Regions from separate parts of the Homo sapiens genome. Here regions 1 and 2 are each linked to region 3. Evidence: chromatin contacts called from ENCODE Hi-C or POLR2A ChIA-PET data. All regions are on one chromosome and are shown on one strand. The core of a region is the stretch at or near the end of the contact, and the rest is flanking DNA. Distances in the headings are between cores, read along the strand shown. Region 1 overlaps CUX1 (cut like homeobox 1). Region 2 overlaps CUX1 (cut like homeobox 1). Region 3 overlaps CUX1 (cut like homeobox 1).

Region 1 (2,791 bases), core at 1-2,500, 110 kb before region 3:
GGCAGGAGAATTGCTTGAACCCTGGTGGCGGAGGTTGCAGTGAGCTGAGATCATGCCACTGCACTCCAGCGTGGGTGACAGAGACAGATTCAGTCTCAAAAAAAAAAAAAATGCAGGTTCAAGGAAGGGAGAGGATGATTTGTGTTCCGCTCTGCGCCTCCTCCCTGGTCCATTCCCTTCTCCCTGTTGGACCATTGCTGTGACACAGGTGATCTGAGCATCAAGAAAAAGGCATTTCTTGCTTCTCAGTGATATTAGCAAGCACCTGCTGCTTGTATTCACTGTGCTGAGTTCTACCCATTTATTCTCTCATTCAGTCTTTACATCTCCCTGATGAGGAGGCATAATAATATCATGCCCATTTTATAGACTTGAGGGAACTGAGCCCAAGCCATTCAGCCAGAGAGTAACCGAGCTGGAGTTCCACCAGGTCTGTCTGCTCTGATAGCAGGCATGCCTGACCTCCGCACCTACCCACTTCCCCACTTCTGCAGTCTCATGTGTCCCAGGGAACGCACAGCTGGGGCCCCTCTCCTAATTTGCACCCTTCCTGAGCCAGTTCAGAAGTCCCAGACTGTGTCTTTCTGGCTGGCTGTGTCACTGGGCCCAAGGATGGTGCTACGGGGCTAAAGATCTTCTACACTGACCCTCTCCACTAACGGGAAATCAGAAAAGGGAACTTGAAGAGAACATTGGCACCAATGGTTGGACCTAGGGATTTGTAGCCACCTTTCTAAGGGAGATAGAGGACAGGGCTAAGAGTCACAACTTTTGTTCTCTACCCTTGAGCAATCGAATACTTGCAAAGCCCTGTTTCTAAGGTTAAAAAAAAAAGGCTGGGCCCTGTGGCTCACGCCTGTAATCCTAGCACTTTGGGAGGCCAAGGTGGGCGGATCACGAGGTCAGGGGATGAGACCATCCTGGCTAACACGGTGAAACCCCGTCTCTACTAAAAATACAAAAAATTAGCCGGGTGAGGTGGCACATGCCTGTAGTCCCAGCTACTCGGGAGGCTGAGGCAGGAGAATGGCGTGAACCCGGGAGGTGGAGCTTGCAGTGAGCCCACGTCTCAAAAAAAAAAAAAAAAAAAAAAAAAGGAGGCAGCTTTGGGGGACAAAACATTCAGCGTGGCCGGCTCTCCGCATCTTACAGTGGTAGGGATGAAATGCACGCGCCCTCATTTGAAATGAGAATCGCAGTGCCTCAGTTAAACAGCGGCCTCTCCGGATGCCAAGCTGAGATCATTTCCATTTCTGTGCCGAGATCGGCCTTTTGCAGAGATAGATGGGTTATATTTATCACCAGCTAACTTATTAGCATGTGACACCAGATACACCAAATTGTAATCTGACTCATAAAAGGATATGTAGTTCATGACTTGATGGTGAAGCAGGTCAGTTTAAAAAAAAAAATCAGATGGATTATGGAGTCAACGTTTCCTTCAGAAAACTTCTTCAGGGGTAAACTGGTATAATAGGAATGTCTGTTCAGACTGTTTTGAAAACAGTTACCTTGAGAATTTTGTATTCCTTTGACCCAGCAATCCCACTTTTGAAAATCTATCCCAAGGAAAAAAATTAGAAATACAGTTAAAGCCGCCTGGGCACAGTGGCTCACGCCTATAATCCCAGCACTTTGGGAGGCCGAAGCGGGCAGTGCGGGTTGAGTGCGGGAGTTTGAGACCAGCCAGAGCAACATAGCGAGACCCTGTCTCTACACAAAATACAAATTGTTTGCTGGGCATGGTGGTGTGCACCAGTAGTCCCAGCTATCTGGGAGGCCAAGGCGGGAGGATCGCTTGAGCCAGGGAGGTCGAGGTTGTGGTGGGCTGTGATCACACCACTGCATTCCAGCCTAGGTGACACAGTGAGACCCTGTCTCAAACAGAAAAAAAGAAATGTGGCCAAAGCTTTATGAACAATAATGTTAATTATAGTGTTATTGATATACTAAAAACAGGTGGGAGGGAACAAGGCTAGTGTCCAATATAGAGGAACGGCTAAATGATGCTAAAAATCATTCATTCAAATTATTATGTAACTGATATTGTTTCCCAAGAATATTTACTAACACAGAAAAGATCATGATATCACCTAAAGTAAGAATTAAAGATGCTGTATCACCCTAGTTTAATGAAAGAAAAATGTTCAAAAATATAAAGACAAGATGAATATATAGACATACAGCACAATAGATGCAAATACCTGCACATCACACAAGGGCTGGTGAACATGAGGACACTGGATTCTTCCAGGCCTTTTTCTAAGTCTTAGCAGGGATTATTTTTGGTTGGTGTGAGATTGGCTTTTTTCTTTGTTATGCTTTTCTGTGTTTTGCAGATTTTCTCCATAGAGAATGTTACTTTTTTTTAGGCAGGGAACGGTGGCTCACGCCTGTAATCCCAGCACTTTGGGAGGCTGAGGCAGGCAGATCACCTGAGGTCAGGAGTTCGAGACCAGCCTGGCCAACTTGGTGAAACACCGTCTCTACTAAAAATACAATAAAAATTATAGCCAGGTGTGGTGGCAGGCGCCTGTAGTCCTAGCTAGTAGGGAGGCTGAGGCAGGAGAATCATTTGAACCTGGGAGGTGGAGGTTGCAGTGAGCTGAGATCACGCCACTGCACTCCAGCCTGGGCAACAGAGTGAGATTCCATCTCTTAAAAAATAAAATAATTTAAAAAAAACAAGAGAATGTTACTTTTTAATTTGAAAACAATAAGAAAATGTCCAAGTCTGCAAAATAGAGTCTTTTTGAAAGACTCTTCGTACTTATTAATTTATTCACCAGAC
Region 2 (2,909 bases), core at 267-2,766, 130 kb before region 3:
CCAGTGCCTCGATAAATCACCTTTTTTTTTTCCTTTTAAAATGTCTGGCCTTATAATTTATGTTTGCATAACCCATTACTAAATTCATAGTAGGTGTTTTAGTTGGCAGGCATTATTCCAGGGATTTGGAGGAGTTTAAAAAAAATACAGAGCCTTTGTTAGTATTTATACTAAGTGGACATTTTCCTTTTTTAACAACAACAACAAAAAAGAATTAGATTTTTAAAAAAGAATTCAGAGCTAGCTATTTACCTTTTTCCTAGACAAACACTATTAAGTCCATATTCTCACATTATTCATTGTCTTAATGGAGATTAAGATTTCTTAATGGACTTTATTATAGCTTTTCTTTCTTTTTTTCAAAATTAGAACTGGCCGAAGAAAATGCTTCTACTATTAAGATCAGATGAATTTCTACAGAATTTTCAGTAGGTGTCATGTTGTATAGGAAATAAACATTTCTGTTTTAGTAGGTTTTCGATTTCTTACCTCCCGTTGACCGTTTTGATCATAAAGTGAAGATGAATACATTCATTCATTTACTGCAGTCTTTGGTACTTGAACAGAAATAGCAGTGTTCTTGGTTTGTTCGCATACTTGTGGCTTACCTTTGAGACTTTCTAATTTTTAACCAGACATTTAAAAATAGCCATTCTGTCTTTTAGCCCTAATTTAGAAAAACTTGTAGCGCTTTCCTTTGAAATGATGAAAAAAAAAGTTCTTTCTGTTTTCTATCATCAAAGTTTAAAAAGCGATGTTTGGATATTTTAAAAGCCGGAAAGACCATGTATGGCGTGCTGAGGAAGTTTGCTTTGTTTGATCATTTTCTCTTCCCCTCACCCCCATCAGCTGGCTAATAATGTTTTCCATGTTAAATGTGTATCACAGCCTGTTGAAATCCCTGTGGTTAATCAGAAGAGAAGTTGTTTCTATCCTATGGAACCTTAATACAGTTGTCAGGAGGTTTGTGAACAGAAATTCAGAATTCATCACACTGTAACGATGATCTAAAGGTCAAGTTGTACAGTATAAATTTGAAAATCTCTCTCTGACTTCCTTTCTACCTAAATTAGAGCCTAAAAGTCATGAGAATTTTGTCTTCTTTTTGTTTATTTTAGAGATAGCATAGTCGATGTTTTAAAAAGTTGCCACCTTTTCACTATAATGCGCTCCCATTATCAGAGATGTTTATTCTGGTTGTATCTCTCTGACAACCTTCAATACTTAACAGAATAATTTAGTTTGGATTCAAAGAAGTGCCTCTTCTATTTCTGTGTTTGTTTCTAGAAACTTTGAGGTGGAGGAATTATTGTTCCTTCTTCTTGGCAATGTTCAGGGTTTCACGAATCTGACTTTTAAAAGCCCAGCTCTCAGCCCCGAGCCTCTCATGAGTTAAAGAAAGGGTTTTGCAGCTTTTGGTAGACGAGAAACACATTTTATGGCTCTTCATGAAGTTGCCCGCTCCGTCCACGTCCTGTCCTCTTCCTCCTTCCCAGTTTCTGGGCTCCCTGGCTCTTGTCATGAGGCTTTCAGTTTTGTGTCCCAGAAAGCGCTTCCCCCGGGGACAGTGCCATGCCAAGGCTGGGAGAAGGGAAAAAGGAGGTGTTTATCGCCTTGAAGATGCCTTCCAGCCTTTATTATTAACTCCCTTCCAAAGTAAACTTTCGGGTTTTTTTCAAGTCTGTTCTGGCCAAAGTACAGTTGGGTTTGCCGTGTTCTCTAGGAGTAGAGGTGAAAACAGCATTGCCCGGGGTGAGGAGCAGGAGGAGGAAGGGTCCACGTATAGGAGTGGATGGAGGGGATCTGTGAGACAGCTGCTGGGACAGATCCGACTTGGAGACTGTCAGGCCTCTGAGCCCAAGCTAAGCCATCATATCCCCTGTGACCTGCACGTACACATCCAGATGGCCGGTTCCTGCCTTTACTGATGACATTCCACCACAAAAGAAGTGAAAATGGCCTGTTCCTGCCTTAACTGATGACATTATCTTGTGAAATTCCTTCTCCTGGCTCATCCTGGCTCAAAAGCTCCCCTACTGAGCACCTTGTGACCCCCACTCTGCCCGCCAGAGAACAAACCCCTTTTGACTGTAATTTTCCTTTACCTACCCAAATCCTATAAAACGGCCCCACCCCTTTCTCCCTTCGCTGACTCTCTTTTCAGACTCAGCCCACCTGCACCCAGGTGAAATAAACAGCTTTATTGCTCACACAAAGCCTGTTTGGTGGTCTTTTCACACGGACGTGAGTGAAAGAGACTGCCATTCATGAATGGACAAGGCCTGGCTCCGTCCACGCTTTCCCAGCTCTGTGTCCTGCCATCGGACATGCTGGCACATCTGCTGTGGGTGCCCTGCACTTCTCCGGGCACTCCTGGCCCAGCTGGGGAGGTTGGCATGGTATCCACCATTTTGTTCTAAAGTAGTAAATGAAACTCTTGGGAGGGCAGCACCCAGCAGATGTTTGGAGCTAGAGACAGGGCTCTGGGGATGTGTAGGAACCCGGACCTGGTGTGGCAATGGTGTGGGGCTGTCACGAGGCGTGAGGAGGCTGGGGTGGTGTTGGGGACAGCACACGATGCTGGGGCTCAGGCCAAGTGAAGCTTGGACTTCACTCTGTCTGAGGCTTTGCCAAGTGTCAGAGGGTGCACACTTGGGAGTCACATGGCCAGGCTCACATTTCCAGCCGAAGTTACACTCTACAGCCTGGCAGCAGATGGACGTTTGGGGACAGAGGTGGAGCCGGAACAGCTGAGACACTGTTTTAGAGGACTCTGCGAGAAACACGCTCTTAAAACAAGGAAGCGGTGGTTATGTCTTATTCAACAACGATCTGTTGTGGACCAGCTGTGTGCCAGGCAGTTGCAGGCCCTGAGGCTGCAGCAGTGAGCAGAAGGCCAAGGTCCCTGC
Region 3 (3,137 bases), core at 335-2,834:
AACCTCCACCTTCTGGGTTCAAGCAATTCTCCTGCCTCAGCCTCCCAAATAGCTGGGATTACAGGTGCCTGCCACCACACCTGGCTGATTTTTTGTATTTTTAGTAGAGATGGGGTTTCACCATGTTGGCCAGGCTGGTCTTGAATTCCTGACCTTGTGATCTGCCCACCTCAGCCTCCAAAAGCACTGCGATTACAGGTGTGAACCACCGCGCCTGGCCTTTTTTTTTTTTTTTTTTTTTTGGAGACAGACTCTCACTGTGTCTCACTCTAGCCCAGGCTAGAGTGCAGTGGCATGATCTCAGCTCACTGCAACCTCCGCCTCCAGGGTTCCAGTGATTCTCCTGCCCCAGCCTCCCCAGTAGCTGGGATTACAGGTGTCCACCACCATGCCTGGCTAATTTTTGTATTTTCAATAGAGACAGGTTTCACCATGTTGGCCAGGCTGGTCTCGAACTCCTGACCTCAGGTGATCCATCTGCTTTGGCCTCCCAAAGTGCTGGGATTTACAGGCGTGAGTCACTGTGCCCAGCCAAAGACTTCAGCATTTAAGTAACCTGCCTCCCGGTCACCCAGCCAGTGTGTGCTGGAACTAGGATTCAAACCCAAGTCTGTCTTTTGATCAAACCACACACTCTTTCCATTGACCATGTGGCCCCCAGCCCCAGTGCGCAATGCTGGATGTTATCATATCCCTAGGAGGGGCCAGGAGCCAGGGTCCAAGTAACTTGGTGGGTTTCTGCGTCTGAGAAATGAAGCTGGTGAGACGGCGGTTCCTTCACTGTTTTCCAAGGGCTGCCACGGCTTTGATCTTGACAGCAACCAAGATGTATCTCCCCACTTTGCAGATGAAAAAACTGAGGCCCAGAGAGGTTAATTCAATGGTTCAGGCAGAGCACCTGTTTTATGTTGGAGCTGGAAATCAAACCCTCATGTGCCAACAGCATGCCCAGGCCCTTGGCTGTGTGTGGCGTGGACTTGCCTACCACATGGGCATGGCCAGGCCCCTGTGGTGCAGTGGAGAGATGAGCCTTTTTTATTTCAAAATACACAGCACTTCTTGGCCGGTCACAGTGGCTCATGCCTGTAATCCCAGCACTTCGGAAGGCTGAGGCGGGTAGATCACTTGAGCTCAGGAGTGAGCCACTGTGCCCGGCACTGTATGTTACTCTCTTAGAGATATGGCCAACTCGTGAGATCTGTAACCATCAGCTTTTACTAGATTATGCTGCAGTAACAAACAAACTGCTACAAATCTCAGTGGCCTGTGGCAACCAAAGATCATTTCTTGTTCATGTGTCATGTTGACTAGGGCTGGCTGTGACTGTGCCCCAGCCCCGTGGGTGGTCCTCATTCTAGGATCTCAGTGGAGGAAGTAGGTCCTATAAGGTCCTTGCAGCAGAGGGAGGGAGCACACTGGCTCTTAAATCTTAATGCTCAGATAAGACACCATCACTTACATACCATTGGCCAAAGCATTTCGTGTGGCTATGCCTGACATCACTGAGGAGGGAAAGCACCCAGGGGGAAGTTGCTGTTACACCACAAGTCACGTGGCAGTGGGCAGCGATGTGTGACGCCTCCTCCAGGGAGCCTAGATGGTAGTTGGGAGCGGCAGCAGCATATTCCATGTGACTCCGGGAACCCACAGCACAGCCGTGCTGGCACTCACATGGTTGGGCACTTTCTCACCCCTTCCATATCTCAGAGATCTGGTGGATTTCTATGAAACTTGTTTTCTAAACCTAGACTGAGTTTTTATACTATCATAAGCGGATACTGATTGAGAGCTAGATTAAAATACCTTCCTATAGACATTTGTCTTTCTCTTATTTTATTTGAGACAGGGTCTCACTGTCACCCAGGCTGGAGTGCAGTGGTGCAATCATAGCTCATTGGAGCCTTGACCTCCTGAGCTCAAGGGATCCTCCCAAAGAGGTGGGACCACAGGCATACACCACCACACCCACCCAGCCAATTTTTTATTTTTTGTAGAGACAGGATCTTGCTACACTGCCCAGGTTGATCTCGAACTCCTGCACTCAAACGATCCTCCCACCTTGGCCTCCCAAAGTGCTGGGATTATAGGCGTGAGCCACTGCACTACACATTTGTCTTTAAATGTAACACTTAGCCGGGTGCGGTGGCTCATGCCTGTAATCCCAGCACTTTGGGAGGCCGAGGCGGGCGGATCACCTGAGGTCGGGAGTTCAAGACCAGCCTGGCCAACATGGAGAAACCCCGTCTCTATTAAAAATACGAAAATTAGCTGGGCATGGTGGCAGGCACCTGTAATCCCAGCTACTCGGGAAGCTGATACAGAAGAATCTCTTGAACCTGGGCGGGGAGGTTGCAGTGAGCCAAGATCGCACCATTGCACTCCAGCCTGGGTGACAGAGCGAGATTCCGTCTCTAAATAAATAAATAAATGTAACACTACATTAAAAAAAAAAAAACTCAGCCTTATGAAAGTGATGTTGCTGAAAACATAACCGTGGAATCCAGTAGCGGCCATTAGTGCAGATGTGCGGGTCACTGCAGGAAGACAGCTGGAGAGCGCTGTTGGGTGTGTACAGTGGAGAAAGACACCTCCCAGGAGCTACTGCCAGCCAAGTGGCTGTCATCATCTCACAGCACACAAAACAGATGCTTACTACACAGAGAACTCTTTACATATTAAGTATTTCCTTTTCTTTTTTTTTTTTTTTTTTTTTTTGAGACGGAGTCTCACTCTGTCGCCCAGGCTGAAGTGCAATGGCACGATCTTGGCTCACTGCAAGCGCGGCCTCCCGAGTTCACGCCATTCTCCTGCCTCAGCCTCCCAAGTAGCTGGAATTACAGGCGCCTGCCACCACACCCAGCTAATTTTTATAGTTTTAGTCAAGAGAGACGAGGTTTCACCATGTTGGCCAGGCTGGTCTCGAACTCCTGACCTCAAGTGATCCACCCACCTTGGCCTCCCAAAGTGCTGGGATTACAGGCGTGAGCCACCGTGCCTTGTCAAGAACCCTTTACATATTGAGCATTTTCATAAATATTTAAACCTGGATTCCTGAACCCTTGGGTCACATCTGCAGACCATGCAGTTGGCCATTGCGGAAGATATTAAAAGCATATTAAACACCCACTGCGTGCCCG

Evidence for each region. Hi-C counts contacts between places; a loop is a spot of excess contacts on that map. ChIA-PET counts read pairs that join two places held with the same protein, here RNA polymerase II (POLR2A). Pooled maps may share reads with other maps.
Region 1: a pooled map shows a loop between it and region 3 (3-fold over the local background). The contact joins two enhancer-like sites. A Hi-C loop is called at or near these places in 1 of 168 maps with a recorded cell type or tissue (MCF 10A) and 3 of 50 pooled maps. POLR2A ChIA-PET finds 5 or more read pairs at or near these places in 6 of 52 experiments (GM12878, MCF 10A, Panc1 and 3 more).
Region 2: a loop to region 3 is called in a pooled map, with 4 times the contacts of the local background. The contact joins two enhancer-like sites. A Hi-C loop is called at or near these places in 1 of 168 maps with a recorded cell type or tissue (MCF 10A), 5 of 37 single-sample maps with no recorded cell type and 5 of 50 pooled maps. POLR2A ChIA-PET finds 5 or more read pairs at or near these places in 4 of 52 experiments (GM12878, MCF 10A, RWPE1 and 1 more).

Annotation. Positions count from the first base shown.
Region 1 is chr7:101,955,068-101,957,858 of GRCh38, forward strand. The region is part of intron 2 of CUX1 (cut like homeobox 1); the gene reads left to right. Among named protein-coding and RNA genes, the nearest start is that of CUX1, 140 kb to the left of the region's middle. Within about 2 kb of position 1,251, at least 5 of the 41 ENCODE cell types and tissues checked have a DNase peak (open chromatin) inside an H3K27ac peak, as active enhancers do.
Region 2 is chr7:101,933,183-101,936,091 of GRCh38, forward strand. The region is part of intron 2 of CUX1 (cut like homeobox 1); the gene reads left to right. Among named protein-coding and RNA genes, the nearest start is that of CUX1, 120 kb to the left of the region's middle. RefSeq lists enhancers at 1,655-2,226, 2,227-2,798, 2,744-2,883, 2,799-2,909. Within about 2 kb of position 1,517, at least 14 of the 41 ENCODE cell types and tissues checked have a DNase peak (open chromatin) inside an H3K27ac peak, as active enhancers do.
Region 3 is chr7:102,060,692-102,063,828 of GRCh38, forward strand. All of the region lies in intron 3 of CUX1 (cut like homeobox 1), which reads left to right. Among named protein-coding and RNA genes, the nearest start is that of SH2B2, 220 kb to the right of the region's middle. RefSeq lists enhancers at 1,522-1,821, 3,115-3,137. Within about 2 kb of position 1,585, at least 8 of the 41 ENCODE cell types and tissues checked have a DNase peak (open chromatin) inside an H3K27ac peak, as active enhancers do.